2 separate regions of the Homo sapiens genome follow, and region 2 is linked to region 1. Evidence: chromatin contacts called from ENCODE Hi-C data. All regions are on one chromosome and are shown on one strand. The core of a region is the stretch at or near the end of the contact, and the rest is flanking DNA. Distances in the headings are between cores, read along the strand shown. Region 1 has its middle 8.0 kb from the start of MIR4456. Region 2 holds the start of NDUFS6 (NADH:ubiquinone oxidoreductase subunit S6).

Region 1 (3,893 bases), core at 420-2,919:
CACCTCACAACCTCCAGCGGGCCTTGCCCACCCCATGGGAAGGGGCACCAGGATGCCTAAGGCCCCATAGAACTCAGGCCCTTGGCCACATCCAGCCTCTGGGCTCCATCCACTGAGGCGGTTGGCCCGTGCTGACCCACAGGTCATGGAGTCTCAGGCCTCAGGCCCTCAGTCCAGAAGGGGAGATGAGTCCGGCAGCATGTCCAGTGGAAAAGGGCCTCCAATTGGCTAGTTTAAGTGGCATTGACTAAGACCTGGCTAGCACTGGGCCCACAGGTCCCGGTAGGTCATCTGGTTGGGACCCCCACACCCAGCACTCCTATGTCCCACAGAGCTGCTTTTGTCACAGCACACACAGCTGCATTCATGCACAGACAGGTCCTCATGTGTCTGGAGTTTGTTCCTTCCGGTGGGTTCATGGTCTCGCTGACTTCAGGAATGAAGCCACGGACCCTTGCGGTGAGTGTTACAGCTCTTAAAGGTGGTGTGGACCCAAACAGTGAACAGCAGCAAGATTTATTGTGGAGAGGGAAAGAACATAGCTTCCACAGCATGGAAGGGGACCAGAGTAGGTTGCTGCTGCTGGCTGGGGGGTGGCCAGCTTTTGTTCCATTAGTTGTCACCACCCATGTCCTGCTGATTGGTCCATTTTACAGAGTGCTGATTCGAACATTTTACAGTGTGCTGATTGGTCCATTTTACAAACCTCTAGCTAGCTACAGAGTGCTGGTTGGTGCGTTTTTACAGAGCACTGATTGGTGCATTTTACAAACCTCTAGCTAGCTACAGAGTGCTGATTGGTGCATTTTACAATCCTCTTGTAAGACAGAAAAGTTCTTCAAGTCCCTACTCAACCCAGGAAGTCCAGCTGGCTTCGTCTCTCACTCAGAGACCCGGTGAGGAGACGCAGCTGAAGATGCCTGGGCAGGACCCGGGGCCGACCAGGCTTCTCAGAGCTGTCCTCAGCTGCTAATCCCCTCCAGTGGGTCAGGGAGTCCTGAGCAGCACAGGACCTGGAGGAAATACAGTGACAACCCCCTGGCCTGCAAGCAGGTGGCACGAGACAGGCACCCCAACATGGCCAGCAGGCGGGGACACCAGCTTCAGAGGCTTGGCCCCTCCAACCCACACCCCAAGAGCATTGGCCTCCCTGGTGGTCTCCTGGCCCTGTTTGGGTTTTGTGTCTCACCAGGCTCATGTGACACTTGGGACCCACCTCAGAGCCAAGCCAGACAAGGCCCCTGGGGAGCTTCAGGTCCCACAGCCTGACTGGAGGCAGGAAGGAGACCCCTGGGGGGCGTGCAGTGCCTTGAGTCCTACTGAGGGGATGCCTGGTGCGCAAAGGCCTGGCCCCGGCCCCTCAGCGTGTGAGAGCAGGAAGCTGCTGTGTCCTCGATGCCTCCTGTCCTGCTGTCCTCCTATCCCAAGGAATGGGCAGCCGGGCCCGGGGTGCTGTTTGTTCACTCTCGGGGACGAATGTGCCAGGCTCCACCTGTGAACCCACATCTGACCCAGCTCTCTGCTAGGGCAGCGCCTGCCCTCCCTACTCTGCCTGTGTGATTTTAAAGCCTATGAAAATTAAACAGGAAGTGGAAGTGGAAGTGAGACCAGCCCCTCCCACGGCCTCACGGGCAGAGCACTGGGCTGGGGCTTCGCGGCTGCGTTTACTTCCCCAAACCTTCACCTTCCTCCAATGAGCAAGGTTGGCTAAAGGTAATGCGGTCGTAAAATGATTTCCGGATCTTCTGAAATCCCCGACAGGAGCCTGTGGTCTGGAAAGCTGTTGCGCTGGCCTGGACCGTGGGCTTGGAGGATGGATGGGCTCCCACCCACGGTCCCATTTGCCAATTGTTCCTGGCAGTTAGTCACCCCCTGGCTGATGAGGACGTGGTAAACCACACGGGGTTGAGGAGAGGACGGAGCCTCGGCGTGACCTCGGGCCACCTCTGAGCCACTGAGGGATGCAGGGCCAGGCGGGGGTCACCACAGGTGATTTTTCCCAGTGTCTGTCCTGGACCCCTCACCCCAGGCTCCAGGCAACTCAGCCGTGGGCCCTGCCCAGAGCCCCCCAGGCTCCAAGGGCACTATAGCCTTTGTGGGCCAGAGCTGCTGTCCCAGGCGTGTGCTCAGGACCCTCAAAGACCTGGCTTTCCTGTCCTGCCATTGTCCTGGGGACCTCAAATGCCCACAGGGTGATGCCCCAGAACCCTTGCATCCTCCTCCATAGCCCAGCTCCCTCTGGCCTCCGCTGTAGCCTCAACCTCAGGCTCTTGGGTGTGTGGCTCCTGCCTGGGGCCCACTGAGCCCTCAGCTGCACCAGGCCTTGGGTGTCTCCAACTAAGCCCAGCACCAGCTCCGACACTGTTGTCCTATTTCCCCACTTTACCATCCTTGGGACCCCAGCATCCGGCCCTCAGCGGCTTTCCCCACTTTACCATCCTTGGGACCCCAGCATCCAGCCCCTCAGAGCTTTCCCCACTTTACCATTCTTGGGACCCCAGCATCCGGCCCCTCAGCGGCTTTCCCCACTTTACCATTCTTGGGACCCCAGCATCCAGGCCCTCAGCGGCTTTCCCCACTTTACCATTCTTGGGACCCCAGCATCCGGCCCCTCGAGTGGCGGCACCTTGGCTTCTGCTCAGCACTCTGCCAGTTCCCCTCCACGAGGCGGCTTGAGCACACTCACTGGACCCACCTGGCCCTGCAGCCCAGCCCTGGCCCCGGCTGCTGTGGTGCTGAGACCCTCCCCACCCGCCTGCAGCAGGCTCCTCCCCTGGACCTTCCTCCGCAGGTGACCCCAGACACATCAGGGCCCTCAGCTGACACCTTTCCATGTCCTCCGCAGGTCCCTGCACCCCGCACGCCCACCTGCCTCTCGCATGCTGGGGCCTCTGCCTGTCCCTCTGCCCTGATGGCTTTCATGTCACTGCCTAAGCACGTTCAGCGGTCCTCCACCGAGCACTAGAACACCAGACCCTCCCTCCCGCTGTCCCGCGCCTCTGCTTCCTGCTGCCAAAGCTTCCCCGTCGCACCCGAGCCCCTCGCACCTGGCTCTGCCATACGGAGCAGTCCTTGTCCCTGCAGCAGCGTCACCAAAGCCTTCCTCTTGATACAGCTGCTCCTTCTGGGGTCCAGGAGATTTGGCCTGAGGAGCTGGGATGTCACTTGTGGGGTCTGTGGGATACTCTGACCTGAGGTCTCCCAGACCCTCCCTGGGAGGATGACCCAGACCTCAGCTCCGAGGTCGAGGCCTGGTGCAGCTCAGGGCTCAGTGGGCCCCAGGCAGGAGCCACACACCCAAGCCCTGTGCACCCAAGCCTGAGAAGTGCCCTCGGCAGAAGGAAGGGCCCGTGGGGTCAGAGCCGGGCCACCCATGGGGCCTGTGCTCCCAGGGGACACACCGGGGCCACTGAGGGCTGTCAAGACAGGGCCTAGGCATGACCTTGGTGACAGTTTGTTACCTGAAAAAAAAAACAAAAACAAAAACAAAACTTTTCAAGAAAAGCACCTAAGAAGATGAAGTGGGAACGTCATGTGGTGGGCACGCCAGCTTTCAGAGACGCGGTGGGAACGTCAGCCTTTCAGAGATGCGGTGGGAACGTCAGCCTTTCAGAGACACGGTGGGCACCCCAGCTTTTCAGGGGCTTTTCAGGGTCGTCCTTGCCCTGCACGTGGGACCAGGACCGATGTTCACCTGCTGGAAACTTGGGTCTCAGCCAGTGCAGGCCCCTCCCATGCCCCAGAGATGGGAAAAGGGGCTTCTCCCGGACCTTGGGCTCCTTCGTCCTCTGCTCAGGGCTGGGAGCTGAGGTCGGTGCCTCAGATGCCCCACCTGCCCCTTCCACCTGAGAGCTTCAAACAGAGTGGACAGCACCGACTCCCACAGCACAGCC
Region 2 (3,893 bases), core at 1,394-3,893, 1.3 Mb before region 1:
GGTCACTGCCAAAAGAAACCAAAGGGCCTGCGAACCCTCCCCACATCCATCGGTTTCTCCCCTTCTCCACGGTCACCACTAAAAGAAACCATACCGCATCCACACTAAGAGAAACCTCCCCTTCTCCACGATCACTGCCAAAAGAAACCAAAGGGCCTGCAAATCCTTTCAACATCCATCGGTTTCCACCTTCCAAATGTCAAGTTCATATACCTAACAAGAATGCCCAGGACAGCCTGCACACGGAAGAAATGTCCCATTCGCAATGCCATGAGCTCCTTTGTGTGAATCACTGGGATACAGCATTGGAGAATGTGGCACATGGAACAGATGCTTCTACTGGGAATACACTAACAATTCAAACAACAAACAGAAAAGGGTTTCTGAGGATGGAGAGAAAGAGCACTTACCCTATACACCACTTACTCGACAACTGACAGTGTGATATCACTGGAGACTTATGATTCAATTAAAAATATTCACATGGTTCCATTTCACAAATGAGAAAACTGAACCCATGCTGTGATTCAACCTCACAATTTTTAGACTGCAAGTCCACACAGCTTCTACTCCGAGAGGCAAACCCACCAGACACAAGCCCCTCTCCACCACCATGATCCTGGTAGACATCACTAATCAATCATGGCACACTCTTCCACTGAATGTGCATCAGGCCTCAGGATCTTTCTCAACCCAACACTCAAGTGGCATTGCCAAATAATCAACCACTATAAAACAAACTTTTCTGACACCCACCCATCAAACCACACAACAGTGAACCAGCTGAATTTTGAGAATGTGAATTTATAGTCAATTCATGATCATGTGAGCTTTTCTGGAATGCCCTGTAGCTCTGGAATAGACGTACAAAAACTACACACTGGGAATGGATAACGTAACCAAGATTGAAGGAGAAGGGAAAATACATGATTTAGGGATAGCTACGGTGTTAACAAGAAGAACACCAGGCTAACCAAAGTGGGAAAAAGAATGAATAAGGTGGCTGTGAAGGACACTTCACAGCATCCTTCAGGAAGCAAATTCAGGAATCATGGAGGCATGCCTGATCTAATTACGAATTCAGGAGCTCATTGACATGAGTGATAGAGAAGGAGTCAGGTAAAAAAAAAAAATAGGCTGATTTAGGCAGAAGGATTCTAATTTCAACATTCTTTCTCCAGTGGTCACTCACAGGCACCTGAACTGATCTTCCCTTACAATGCATAGAGCTAACAGACCCACTAAGGGAAGAAAAACTCATGTGCCATTTTCAGCTTGTCAGTGTAAGTCCCTGTAAAAAACACACACTAATTTATTTGGTGAAAACTATAAAAAACACACCTCCAGGTGGTTAAAAGAATAATTTTTTTAAAGTTGATATGATTTACTTAAATCTGAGAGTCTCAGGAGAATAAGGGACAAGAATTTTAAAAAAGATCACTTCCATTTATATGCAAACCAGAACTACGGCTACAATGTTATGTATTTCAGGGGGAAACAAGTCAGAAATAGACACAATTAAGATTTTAAGAAAGGAAGAACCCCATCCAGAACTGTTAGGGTGCTTGCAATATGGGGAAAATTTATTTAAATCTTATATATTAATTTTTATTTCTTGTTGGTTACATAAAAGTTTTAGGAAAGCTTACCTCTCTTCACTAGATTTTTTACTCACCTCTTTCTGACGACCTACAAACCGAATTCTCCTGTAGTCTTTATCATCATAAACCTGGAAAAAAACAAAAAGACCATGTGTGACTTTTACGGCCTAATTCTGAAAGTCACTTCATATCAATCATAAATATTACAGGAAAGTGTTTTTCTTAACTTTTAGGCCATTGATGAAAAGTCAAACAAGTGCACAGTACTCGGTGTAATCAGGGGCATTTTTAGCGAGATACCTGGGATGAAAACGGGTGGTCACCTGGATCAGAGAGCAGCACAGAGACATAGCCCGGGAAGGTGGAGCTAAGGAGGAGAGACAAATCCTGACCGAGGAGAACCGCCCCCAACCTTCTTTGGCATATGGCCTGAGAGCTTTACTATCCCCCCATTAAATCTACTAGGGCACATTCCAGTATACACAGGTACCTTTGTTCTTCATTTTGGCTTAGGGCTTTTTTGTGCCTTGGACTACAACCGACTTCTCAGGTTACTAAAATTTATTATTGAATATTACACAAATTCTAAACGTTCTGACCCAAATAATCGGCTGCCACAAATCGCCTATGGGCAGCCAGTCCACAGCAAGTGCTGCCCGCTGGGGAGACTTCCCGTTCCAGAGCCCGCAGGCCCTGGAAGGACGAGACCCACCGCTACAGGCTGCCACCACCGTCCCGACTCGCGGGCGTCCTCCCCGGCGCGTGAGCGACAGCACAACCTTACCACGACCTGCGCTGCCGGCGCAGAACCAGGGCCGCGGATGCCCGGCGAGCCCACTGCCACCAGTCGCCCGAGGTGCGGCTGGAGGAAGGTGCATCCTGTACCCAGCGGCCGTTACCTGGCCAGTGTGCGTGACCTTCTCCCCGGTCGGCGAGACCCGCACCCCGAAACACCTGGCGCCCAGGGGCAGGCTCCGCGCCGCCTCGCCACACCGGTTCAGCAGCCGGCAGAAGGTCATCGCCGCCGCCATTTTGCGCCGCTGGCCTTTGACCCGGCGCAACGTCCCGCTTAGCGCTAACGCATGCGCACGGCTTCTGGCGGCGCCAAACACCCGGTATTTATTTCGCCCTGGGGGCGGGGAGCGCGGGTCGGGGCAGAGGGTGCGCCGGAGCTGCTCTCTGATTCAGGTGGTCACCCGTTTTCATCCCAGGTATCTCGCTAAAAATGCCCCTGATTACACCGAGTACTGTGCGCTTGTTTGACTTTTCATCAATGGCCTAAAAGTTAAGCGGCCCCGTTGCGCCGGCAGGTGCAGCCTCATGCAGTTGCAGCCGCAGGCTAGAGCTAGGGCCCTGATGAGGCAGGCAATGGTGTGCGAAACCTTCAGCGATTAGGAGTACCCAGTGGTTCTTATTTAGCGGACAGGCAGGGGAGGATGTAAACTGAAAATACATTGTTTATATTCTTATGGTAACCGATAATCATGAGACATTTAAATATCAAAATTATTGGGTGAAGGAGTCAACTGCTTAGCAGACGAGACTGGAAGTGCATTCTCCTCGTTCAAGGCAAGCGTTCCTGTGTGTGGTTACGGGGAGCCGCAGAGGAAACGTATATTGGGGATTTCTGCAACAAAGCCTAGTACACCGACTGATTTTACAGCATGCAAATACAGCCTCTAAAAAGGCCCGTTTTGCTTAGAGTTGACTTGGGTATAAATCCCAGCTTAAGCTCCAGCATCCAGCTTTTCTTTTGCTGTGGTCAGAGCCTGAGGACCACGTGACTCCAAGAACAAAACACTAGAGATGGATGAGTGGCGGGGAAGATGATAAAGAGGAGGAAAGGCATGAGAAACAAGAATGCACATGAAAACCTCCGGTCCCAAAGATGTCCCAGCAAACGTGGTGGTCAGAGGCAGATTTGTCCTGGAGCTGATAAACTCCAGCGGCCCGCCCGGTGTTCGCCGGGTCAGGTGGAAAAAGTGGGCGCTGCGATGAAGCGTTGGGGCCTGCAGGGAGCGCGGAGTGGACGCAGCCACGTCTGCAACTCACCCGGACACACACAAAAAGGAAGGCGAATGGAGTTACGGGTAGATACCTGAAAAGGCAGGGATAAGCGAGCTAAGGGTAGAATCTAGGTGGCAAGTATATGGGTGTTCACCGTACAGTTCTTTCCCTTTTTCTCTATGTCCGAAGTTTTTCATAATGTTGGGGAAAACAGCCGTAACCAGTTGAAACTACTGCCCGTCTCCACTCGTTTCCCGGAGCCTGTTTACATTTCTCCTGTCCACT

What was found. Hi-C counts contacts between places; a loop is a spot of excess contacts on that map. Pooled maps may share reads with other maps.
Region 2: a pooled map shows a loop between it and region 1 (5-fold over the local background). The contact joins the promoter of NDUFS6 here to the enhancer-like site in region 1. A Hi-C loop is called at or near these places in 2 of 50 pooled maps.

What each region holds. Positions count from the first base shown.
Region 1 is chr5:541,932-545,824 of GRCh38, reverse strand. No RefSeq gene overlaps it. Among named protein-coding and RNA genes, the nearest start is that of MIR4456, 8.0 kb to the right of the region's middle. Within about 2 kb of position 1,669, at least 8 of the 41 ENCODE cell types and tissues checked have a DNase peak (open chromatin) inside an H3K27ac peak, as active enhancers do.
Region 2 is chr5:1,800,157-1,804,049 of GRCh38, reverse strand. NDUFS6 (NADH:ubiquinone oxidoreductase subunit S6) reads right to left here and starts at 2,643. Exons shown (of 4, transcript NM_004553.6): 1 at 2,501-2,643; 2 at 1,676-1,729. The coding sequence starts at 2,632. It also overlaps a transcript of MRPL36 not described here. RefSeq lists enhancers at 2,264-2,403, 1,847-2,834, 3,014-3,143, 3,204-3,253.